2 separate regions of the Mus musculus genome follow, and region 2 is linked to region 1. The links are chromatin contacts, found by Hi-C or POLR2A ChIA-PET in ENCODE. All regions are on one chromosome and are shown on one strand. The core of a region is the stretch at or near the end of the contact, and the rest is flanking DNA. Distances in the headings are between cores, read along the strand shown. Region 1 has its middle 20 kb from the start of Gm39777. Region 2 has its middle 21 kb from the start of Gm39777.

The links. A loop is a pair of places that touch in the nucleus more often than their neighbours do. ChIA-PET counts read pairs that join two places held with the same protein, here RNA polymerase II (POLR2A).
Region 2: a loop to region 1 is called in a map of gastrocnemius, with 2.0 times the contacts of the local background. The contact joins two enhancer-like sites. A Hi-C loop is called at or near these places in 3 of 37 maps with a recorded cell type or tissue (Patski, gastrocnemius and left cerebral cortex). POLR2A ChIA-PET finds 5 or more read pairs at or near these places in 1 of 5 experiments (Patski).

The regions. Positions count from the first base shown.
Region 1 is chr2:27,815,422-27,821,039 of GRCm38, forward strand. No RefSeq gene overlaps it. Among named protein-coding and RNA genes, the nearest start is that of Gm39777, 20 kb to the right of the region's middle. Within about 2 kb of position 3,533, at least 1 of the 3 ENCODE cell types and tissues checked has a DNase peak (open chromatin) inside an H3K27ac peak, as active enhancers do; it is gastrocnemius, where a contact is called at or near this core.
Region 2 is chr2:27,856,105-27,861,722 of GRCm38, forward strand. No RefSeq gene overlaps it. Among named protein-coding and RNA genes, the nearest start is that of Gm39777, 21 kb to the left of the region's middle. Within about 2 kb of position 2,464, at least 2 of the 3 ENCODE cell types and tissues checked have a DNase peak (open chromatin) inside an H3K27ac peak, as active enhancers do; they include gastrocnemius, where a contact is called at or near this core.

The sequences.
Region 1 (5,618 bases), core at 2,283-4,782:
GGCTCGTGCATTTAGTGTCCAGATGGTGGCGCTGTTTGTGGAGGTTTAGGAGGCACAGCATTGCTGGTGGAAGTGAGTCACAGGGGCAGGGATTTCATAACTTCACCTCACTTATAGAATGCTCTCTCTGCTTCATGTTTGTGATTGAAGATGTGATCGCCAAACTTCCTGTTCCAGTCGCCTGCTGCCATGCTCCCTACCATGGGGGACTCTCTCCGGTACCATAAGTCCTTCCTTCTAGAAGTAGCCCAGCTCATGGTATTTTATCATAGCATCTGTGGTAGGCGACTAATACACTGTCTGGGCCACATGCAAAGATGCCTACACCCCCAGGGACTCCGCACAAACACTGATCCTCTTTGGACATTCTGTGCATCTTTTAACAGGAATGTGAGACACAGGTGCTGTCTGTCTTAGGAAGGGAATGACATTTGGTGGTCTTTGAGGTCCCTTCATTATCTTGCCCCTTCCTCTTGATTCTGGCTTCTCCATGTCTGAGGACAAATTGATACAGTGAGGCCAAGACTGGCCTGAGAAGTACCTGGCTCTCAGAACTGTGCCTCAGGATCTGCAGCGTGGGGCGACCTGGGCCTGGGCTTCAGTATCTGCAGCATGGGGTGACCCAGGCCTGTAGTAGGGTTTGTGGAGGGTGCGGTCTCTGCCCAGAGTCAGGGCTCAGGTTGCACCTGTCTTTTCATTTGGATGACAGGGCACGGCACTGTGTGTGTGCATAGAATGTGTTCAGGACGCATTGAATCTGCCTTGCTCAGTGCCTTTGGCCCACAGGCCTGACAGATATTGCTGGGAGACCAGAACAAGAGCCTCCCACACTTATGTAATTCCAAATAAAAATGGAGCTAAACCATAAAACAAGTGGCAACATGGTTAATATAGCTTGGTATTACCCCAAATGTTTTCTTTTTTTTTTCTCAAAACTCTCTTTTATTAACATTTTTCTTCTGCTGGCCCTGCCTGTGGAGGGCTCCCAAGTTCTGGGTCTGGGCTTCTGGGAGCTGAACACTTGGCCAGGCCCCACTGAAGCTGCAGATCCCTGGGGCTCAGGCAGCCAGGTCCGGAGTCTATTTTCTCCCTCCACACTGTGTCTCCTTTCTCGTTTTCCTCCCTTCCTAAGCTGTCTCTTCATTCCTTCTTATTTTTACTTATTTATTTTTAATTTGTATTTATTTGAGGTACTAGGACTGAACCTGAGTTCTTGCCCATGTTAAAGATACACTTTACCACTGAACTGTGATCCTCCAGCCCTGTCTTTTCCATTTCTTAAAAATAATGAGATAAATCTTGTCCAGGCCAACCTGACTCTGTAGCCCAGGATGCACTCGAACTTGCGATTCTTCTGTCTCAGCTACCTAAGTAGCTGAGGTGGCAGTCCTGAACCACCAGCTCTGAGTCCATCTTTTTATGAAGAAAGCTTTCAAATACCAGACATCCCCAACCCAAATCCAAATCCTAGTGCCTGGCTCTCTCATGTGGCAGTGGCCAAGATTCAACAGAGGACACAAGAGTTTCTTAGGACTCCCTTCACGCAGTGGCTAGCTGCTCAGGAAGGTGGCATCTGGGCAGAGGAAGCTTAGCTCCTTGCAATGGACATTTCACACATAGCCGTGCTCAGCATCTGGAGGTGGCCTCCTCCCCTTCAGATTCGAACCCGGAGGGACTGTCTTAGTTAGGGTTTTACTGCTGTGAATAGAAACCATGACCAAGGCAACTCTTATAAGGACAACATTTCATTGGGGCTGGTTTACAGGTTCAGAGGTTCAGTCTATTATCATCAATTAGCATGGCAGTGTCTAGGCAGGCATGGTGTAGGAAGAGCTAAGAGTTCTACATCTTGTTCTGAAGGCAAACAGGAGAAGACTGACTTCCAGGGAGCTAGGATGAGGATCTTAAAGCCCACGTCCACGATGACACACTTCCTCCCACAAGGCCTCACCTACGCCAACAAGTTCACACCTCCTAATAGTGCCGCTCCCTAGGCCAAGCATATTCAATACATCTCTGGAACTAATCTGATGATGCCAGCTCCTTCCTACAGGCCTTCCTACCTGTCTATACAGAGTGCATAGGACTGTAGGCCTTCCTACCTGTCTATACAGAGTGCATAGGACTGTAGGCCTTCCTACCTGTCTATACAGAGTGCATAGGACTGCACTCTTGACAACTTTAGCTGCCCAGTCATACTGAACCTCTGCCTGGAGGCTCATGATGTCTGTGTGCCCCCCCCCCTCACTAGTCCTCCCTTTGGCATTCTGTGTGCTCCTCCTTCCTCCCCAATCCTCTTCCTTTTTTCTTTCCCCATTCTGTTTCTCCCTCCTCCCCTAAGACAGTTCCATTCCCTTTATAATTGCACCCTCAGCCCCCTCCCATATCTTCACACCGGAGACACACAGCCTTCATTTGAAAGTCCCCAGTTGCTTGAACATGGTTTCTGGTGGGACAGGACGTGTTTTGTGTTTGCTGACTGAACTCTGTGTTGCTTTCTGTAGCTGCTGCTCGCTCTCTCTCTTTCCCCAGAGCTGTGGCTTTCCCGAGGATCACCAAGTGTCAAGGGCAGATGGTGTCCTAACGTCTTTTCCTTGTTCCTCCATCCCCTGCTTGTCAGCTCCAAGACTGTCCCGGGTTCAAGTCCAGCCTGCTTCCAAGGAGGGCAGCTAGGTGGTGTGGGCTGAGGAGTCAGGCCTGGGTATGGATGTCTGTCATAGAGCCACCAAGCCAGCAGCTGACAGAAAAGGTTTTCATGGGCTGTTGGGAAGACCCTAAAATGTCAGACAGGTGTGTCTTCCTCATATGACCCCAGAGAGAAGCCAGAGTAGTCCTGACATTGAGTCTGGGGCCCACAGTGGATTGAAACCTGGAGTCACCTTGCCACAGTTGTGCTGAGATGCTGGGGATTGCTGCAGCTCAGCCCTGTTCCATTGCCCTGTACCTCAGCACTGGTCTTCGTGCAGGCCCCAAACTCTAAGTGGCCTGCTCAGGCAAAGGTGGCAGTAGGTGGTGCCTCCTCTTAGCCTGGTGTGATAACTGTTCACAACTAAAATATAGCATCAATAGTGGATCCAGTGGTGGTGGGGTGCAGGGGTGGTGAGGGGTGGGGTCTGGTCTGTTTTCCTCCTGCTCCTTCCCTCTCTCCTCCTCAAGAGCTACCTTGAGTTCCTGTGGGCTGTTGGAACAGGCCGGGATAATCTGCCTTTTATCCAGGCCTCTTGCCACAGAGCTGCCGGGAACAGCAGCCCAAGACACACAGACAAACGGCAACCTGGATGTGGGTCAAGGATGAAATTGTCGTGTTTGAATCTCAGCCTGAAGAGGCAGCCAGAGCTGTTCAGATGTTCCCACTCAGCCTCTGGCAGAGACAGCACCAGGGAGGTAAGAGTAGAGGAGACCAGAGGCTGCCTGGGAGCAGAGGGCAAAGGGCAGAGCTGCTGCCTGCCCTCAAGAGAGCTCCAGAAGGCTCCTTTCTGGTCACTTCCCGTCTATAACATCCTGTGGGTCACTGTGATCCTGGGAGCCCTTCCAAGATGCTGGCACACAGCCCTGGATGGCTCTTCTGAAACTCATTATTCATGTTACATAGAGCTAGTCCATATAGCCAGGGGAACAACATTTTTTATGGGTAACCCAGGGAAACAAGGATCCACACTTGTGGCTGACACAGGGGACCCTGAGAATAGGAGCCTAGAAGGTTCGAAGCATCTATGGAAAGAGATGCTTGACAGCCAAGATTAAGTGAGAAGGCTGTGCTGAGCCTGCCAAGGGGCCTCGGGGCTCCTGGTGTGTGCGGGAGTGCTGAATGTCTGAAACAGCTCAGATTCAATCGTCTGAATTTAGATAACTCAGGTATCCATCTGTGTCACCCCCTGGGGACCAGAGGTAGCTCACAGGAAGTAAGTTCAGCCGACTGTGGAAGTGGGGTAGGTGGTGCGCACACTCAGTCAGGCACACACTCAGTCAGGCACACACTCAGTCAGGCACACACTCAGTCAGGCACACACTCAGTCAGGCACACACTCAGTCACGCACACACTCAGTCACGCACACACTCAGTCACGCACACACTCAGTGTGTTAAGCACCCCAGAGTCATACACTCTGAAGAAGGAGGGCAAGTTTTGCTATGTGTATTTTTTTACCACAGTAATAAAATGTTGTTTTTGTTTCTTTTTTTAAAGATGAAGACAACAAAATAACCACCCCTGGGGTCAGAGAAACTAAAAACTTGAGTAGGGAATAAAGAGAGGAGAGAAACCAGGCCTGGGATTACAGACTTGTCATCCCAGCACTGGGGAAATGGAGGCAGAAGAATTCCAAGTTCGAGGCTCCAGTTGGGAATTTAGCGAGACTCTGTCTCCAAATAAAAAGCAAGAGGAAGGCTGGTGGTATATCACAGCGGAAGGGGCTTGCTTAGCGCACATGAGACCCTAAATTCAATCCCTGGCCTCTGAGGTTTGCTTGAGCCCACTGTGGCATCTAAAGGCAGAGGAAATCTCAGCAGCCTCTTGCTGACAATGTGGATGGAGCCTCACTATGTGCCAGCCCCACGAACATTCATACTACAGCCATATAGTGTGTGGGGTATAAACCCCGCTTTTTTTTTCAAGACAGGGTTTCTCTGTGTAGCCTTGACTGTCCTGGAACTCACTTGTAGATCAGGCTGGCCTCGAACTCAAAAATCCGCCTGCCTCTGCCTCCCAAGTGCTGGGATTAAAGATGTGTGCCACCACTGCCCGGCTCAGGCCTTAACTTTTAATAGGGTTCTTAAATGCTTTAATCTCCCTTCTAGCCCACCATCCATCAGAAGTGGTGGAAAAGAAAGGTTCTTAGGATTCTAGGGAAGTGGACCTGTTAAGAAATTGCTCTTCCAAGCAAATCCCATCTGTGTTGTCAGGATATAAGCAGCAGTTCAGTTCACCATATTCAGTAGAGGCAGCTCGCTCCACTCACAAATACTTCACAAATACACCAGCTATCCAGTTCAGTAGTGTTGGGATAGCAAACATGAATCAGCAATGGTGGAACTGCTTAGCAGAGATAGCCAGTCCTCAGCAGAGTCGGTACGGTACGAGTCAGCAGGAGGGACCAGGACTAGCAGGGACACCAGGAGCAGTTATTTGCCGTGCCTCTCTCCAAAGAAGTGGAGATCGGTGAAGACTTGATACCAAGAAACATGACAAAGCTGCTTTGCAAGCAAGCCTCCCTCACTGTCCATTGAGTCCTATTTAGACTCCTTCCAAACATCACGTGTCCTTCACGGATCTCGCCTCGTCATATACCTTGCCTCAGTATTTGAGTCTGTATTAGCAAAAGTCCATGTGAGTCTATATCAGCTGACATCACTCTGCCAATAGACCAGGGTCCACAGAAGCAGCAAGAAGCCACCAGAAATTTTTGGCATGTTTCTCTCTATGGAGTCATGACAAACGGAGCTTAGCTACGCAATGTAAGATGAACCAATACCTGTGTTTCATTAGTGAAGAGTACTTCATCATGCGTCCTTTCATGTGTGTCTGCTTCAGTGAAACATTCCTTCATGTGTTTGCCCCAGCCAAACACCATCCAACACAAATGACTTTCCAAAGAAATCAGAAGTTTCCCTTTCAGTGG
Region 2 (5,618 bases), core at 1,214-3,713, 40 kb after region 1:
AGCCGAGTCTCCAGTTTATATGGATGTGCAGAGGGACAAGAAGAATCTAGAGAATATTAAAGAAGGAACAAATTGCGAAACTTGCTCTGCCATGTACTAAAACATTGGGGACCAGCAAGAGAGTGAAATGTTTCCCCAGAGCCGACCAATAGGCCAAGAGGACAGAGCACAAGAGCCACATGCATGCGTGGTCCCAGGCCTGATTCTGGGGACTTTAATATGTAAACGGTGTTCAGTGTTCACATGAGAAGAGATGGTAAGACAGACATCTCGACACTAGCATCTTTCTCAAGAATGGCTCGGAGCAGGACAAAGATGTGCAGCTTCCCCTGGGCAGTGTGACAGTGTTGATGAGGTTGGAGGGACATATGTCCTCACCAGGACACAGATCAGGCTGTCAGAGAGCAAAAGACTGATAAACCACACTTCATTGTCACTGGAGAATACAGTTCATCAGAAGTCTCGCCATGATCAAACCAGAGACTCTCGAGGGGAAGTGGACATCAACGACAGATGGACCCGAGAGGACTTGAACCCAGAGCACTGCAATCAGACTTCTGACAAATCCACAATTCACTCACACTGTAACTGGAGCGTGGCATTGGAGTAGGAGCCTCAGGAAACAACTTTTGGATGTGATGTTTAATACTGAATGCCAACCTGACAGGATCCAGCATCACAAGGCTCCAAGCCTGTGTCGTCAGGGAGGTATTTTCTAGACTAAGTCGAGTGTGAAGACATGCTTTAAAAGTGGCCCCGCTCTTCTACAGATGGGACCCTGAACTCAGGGAGAAAAGGAAGCTTTTCTCTCACTGCTTCCTGTATGTGGATGAAATGAGAGCGGCAGGGCCGGCTTCCTGCACCTGACGCCTGCCAGGATGGGCTCCATCCCTCTGAAAGGCCTGCCTCCAGGATCTGCTTTGTGGAGGCATTTCCTCAGAGAAACAGAAAAGCAACCTAGCAAGCGGTGGCTGTACAGACTGGGAATGTAGTAACTGCCGTGGGATAGATCGCTTAAAACAGGTCATTTATGAGATCGAACTTCACCTCAATAAACATTTTAAACCAAATGAAATAAGCCACAAGGACACAATGAGCCAACATGGCTCAAATTAAAAACAACTGACAAACCAGAAGTCAGAGGCGATGTGAGCTGCTGAACTCCCTCCCTGTGGGGTGGGGAGAGGAGGTCTGCCACCCCTGACTCTAAGCTGAGAGTACACAAACTCTGTGATGTTGCAACTTGGCTCCTTGAGAGCTTGGGTGGAGAGTGGGTAAGGGGTCCTTCCACACAAGAAAGACACAGGTAATAGGCGTCTAGGGCCAGGGAGAGCTGTCAGGTGAACCCTGGGAGCTGTGCTGAGGAATGTATATGAAGGGGATGGGAATCCATTGCCTGTGTCACCAAGAGATTACCAGGGAGGGTGTCGGTGACAGCAGAGAACAACCCAGAGGAGAGGCATTGCTGAACCTTCTCAAGAAGGTCTTCGGAAGGGGAGGAGGTCTCAGAACCTAATAGGGACCCAAAGAGCCAGCTATGTGACAATTCTGAGGGGACCAGAGATGTGCAGGGCAAAGCTCACCCTCCTACCAGTCACATTTGCCACATTCTGTTTTCTGATGCTTAGATGTTTCAAGGATTCTGATATCCCAAGAGGCTAATTCCTGAAGACAGCCAGGGGCGGCTTGCCTGTGAACACACCTTCTAAGACACATGCCAATCACCAAGGCTCTATAGCCCCACCTACCTTCCCCAGAGAACAACCACAACCACTCTCCAGGTGATACTTTCTGGGACACCCCTCCTACAGCTCAGCATCCTCTAGTTATCAGCCACAGGGAAGCCTCCCTTGGCCCTTCCTGCAGAAACCACAGTGAAGCCGCCCCCCACCCCCACCTTGCTGCTCCCCACCCCCTGCTGCTTCCTAAAAGTCCCAACCCTTTCTGGAGTGTGTGGTTCTGTGCAGCCCCTCATCACATCCTTGTGAGCACTCAGCCTAGGACCCGCCAACACTATGCAGAGGAACCTCAGGCCTAGCACAAACAGACTCCTTTTTGGAATTTTTTGGGACAAGGAATAAAGGACTCTGGATAGTAACAGTGTCTAACCTGGTGTCTTCTGGTATGAACTGGTCATTTTTGCCAGAATATCAGTATAGTCACTAGGGTATCAAACTAGAAGAGGCATTTGTGAGTTCTGGAGTCCCGGATCATCCATCATCAGCCACCCCTCCCCCCCAGCAGAGCAGACCTATGGTAGAATAGCCATGGGCAGTCACTGGTTTAGCGAACAACAAGGCAACGCTGTGCCATGACCCCTTGATCGCAGGCTGCCCTCTCCTGTGAACGACTCACAGTCTGAAATGGGCTATTTTTATCTGCTCCTCAGGGCAGATCCAGCAAGATGCCTCGCTGGCAGGAAGCCGCTGCTGCTCAACAGTCTCCCCGTTGCTCCAGCGGAGCCGGGCTCTTAGAACAAGATGGAACTTTCTTCATCTTCTATGTCCTCTGATTCAATCAGGCCCTGCCTGCCCTCCCTGGGCCCCCTCTGGTGGGGAGGGACCTGAGCCTCCTCCCCTGCTGCTGCTGTGGCCACATGTGCAATGCCAGCCCCCCACCTGCTCTGACTCAGCCTGAAAACATTCTCTGGGGAAGCTTCTACCCCTCCCTGCCTGGGCCCCAGTTTCCCAGGCTTAGGCATTGCACAAGCAATTGCAATGCCTGGATCTGGGCTCAGGGCTCTGGTGTGAGGGCCAGACATACAAAGCAGACAGTGCTAGGACCAAGAGGAGCCACAGTGAGCCAACTGATCAGAGGGGCTCTGGGAGTCCTCCTAAAACCTACCCTGGGTCGCCATTGCAGCCAGCTATACCAAGGGCCTGTCTGAAAGCAGTGGCTACTCTGTAACTGCCCTCAGAGTAGGGAGAGAGATCTGGTTGCCCGGGGGCAGGGAGGGGGGTACGGGAAAGCCATGTCCAGTTCCCTCCTGATCTCCCAAGGCAGGGGAATGAGCATCCAGAGGGTGGGACAGAAATTGGCCATGAGAGGAGACAGAGGGAAACCCTGTTGCCACTGCTTCCTGCAGCCTTACAGCACCCCAATCCATCTCTTCAGAGATGTCTTCAGATGCCCTTCAAAGGCCACCCCTCTTCCTCTCTGAGTTTATTCTCAATGCTGCAGACTGTAGCCATCCTGGTGCTTGGCTCACATTAGTCTGAGCTCTGCCTGCACAGAAATGGAGCCTGTGTGCATTCCTCAGTTTCTCTATCTACAGGCAGAGGTGGGCTAGGCCCTTACTTGGGGAGTCTCTGTTGGTACTGAGCTCCTGCTGAAATCTTGGGGGGTGCAAGGTTTAATTATGGCCATGGAACCTGCCATCCTTTTCTTCCCAGGAAGGGACCAGCTTCTCTGATTCCAGATGAAGCCTGGGGCATAAGCCCAGTGATGTCTTCCCATCTCCCCCATGACAGGCCTGCTCTACAGGTGTCTTCCAGTTCTCTCCTCTGTCCCAGTGCAAGGAAGGAAATGTAAACTCTTCTGTCCCCAAACCCGCTCTTACCAAATGAAGTCACAGCAACAAGTGGCCTTCCAGTCCTTCTTTGCCTGTGGCCCCAACCTCTCACACTGCTGGTGGGTAAGCAGAGCAGGCCTGTCCTGGCTTTGAGGTGAAGGGTCTCTGTGCAGGTGAGCTATTCGACTAGCTGGAGGACACTGTACGTGGGTGCACAGCCGACCATCAGTCTGCATACTCCATCATGACCATGTGTGCACGTTATGCTTTCGCTCGCAGGCAGCATGCTGGCATGGTGGAATCCGCTCTGGCAGGTCCTCACAGGATGGGCTCTGAGGGAAAGTGCAGAGAACATGAGGCCCTGGAAGAGCTGAGACTACTCTGTCTGTGGCTCCTAGCCTGGTTATTCCATGGAGTCTGTGATTGTCATTAGCCTGCTGGTTTTCCAACCAAGGGATATTGCCAGCTTGTTTACTGGCTTTCTGGATGGAGCAGTCTGAAGCCTCCATGACACACATTTTCCATAGGAAGGGGTCTCCAGCTTCCAAGGGATGTAGTCCGTGGGTCTGAGTGATATACTCCAGCCTAGACTGAGTCCCGGGTGTCAAACCTTCTGATGTTTCCAGAGAGAAGGCAGGGTCTATTCTACAACACCCCGAACACAGGCTTCCCCAGGATCTGACACACTGCTAGGGCTCCAAGTCAGCTTGTGCTGTTGTCTGGGTGGGGGAAGAGCAGAAAGGAGACACACACAGAGACTCAGGGGTGGTGGCTGAGGACACCATGTCCATACCAGGTGAAAATAACATTCTCTGATGCCCTCAATTGTCTTTTCATAAACGTGTTAGGGACAGAGGGTCTCTGCCTTTGCCATGTGACAGCCTCACTGCCTTCTTTCTTTGTGAAGCATGTCTGTCAGTTGTCCCCAACCTGTCAGAGTTCAGCCAACACCTATTGAGAGGCAGGAAGGACAGGGCCACAGACCACAGAGTCCAAGCAGGAGGAAGGTCTCTGCCCTTCCCCATCCCGCAGATAGTCTATGGACCCATCCACCTTCCCCTCAGATGTAGACACTGTCCCTGAACTACGAATGGGGACCATCATGTCATAATATATGTGAGGTCCTAGAGTGGACTATACCATGTCACCCATCCTTGGACCTGTTGACAGGTCTTCCATTAAGTTCACTGACGTGGATGAATGGGTCCCCATGGAGGGTCAGCCCAGTCTCCCTTGGCTACAAGGCCTGCATAGTGCATTCCAGCCCCCACACTCTCTGCAAGGTCCCCATGGCCTTGAGATTGGGTGGGCAGATGCGGTACCTTCCCTTCCCATAAGAACCATTTCCACCTCTGTGCCATAGCAATAGCCACCCTCACCCTGGGGGCAAAGGCTGCAGCAGAAGAGTGTGTGGCAGTGAGAAGGACCAGCATGGCACTCCCAGCAGTGAGGCGCTCTGACATGGTTAATGTTTGGTGCCCAGCATGGCCACGCTGTGGCTAATGGATTCAGCAAGGATGTGAGCTTCTCGAGGAGGAAACATAGCAACTCAAAGTCAGGACGTGACCAAGTCAAAACTTCCAACCTCCAGGGACCAGAGAGTTCAGAGGAACATGGTACAGTGGCTGTCTTCTTTTAAAAGACACGTAAAAGCCTTTCCTTCCAACCTCATAGGATGGAGGATCAAGATCATTGATGGGGGAATGGAAAAAATGGGCCAATTTCAAGGTTTCTACCAAATGCTCAGGACAGTGGTCTCTGATATGACTTTAACGCCCGAGGGCAGCTGCCTTCTGGAAGCGCATCTCTGAAAAGTGTACCCTTGTGCAAGGAGGCCAGATATAAGACAGGAGGTCTGGAGGCCTCTGGATGAGAGGGATAGCCACTTGTCAGTCCCTGTGAGTTCTTGCAAATGAGGCTTCGGAAGTGAGTCCAGAATAGATTCACGGTGAATGCTTTGTGCCTTACTAATCTATAGATTAAGAGAGAAACTTCCCTTTTCTGTTTGTGCCTCAGTTTCCTGGTTTCAGAGTGGGCTTTTGTCTGCGAGGCCTCTGCAACCTGCTGCTAAATGATGGGAACTATGTAGTAAGGACCTCCTCTGTCT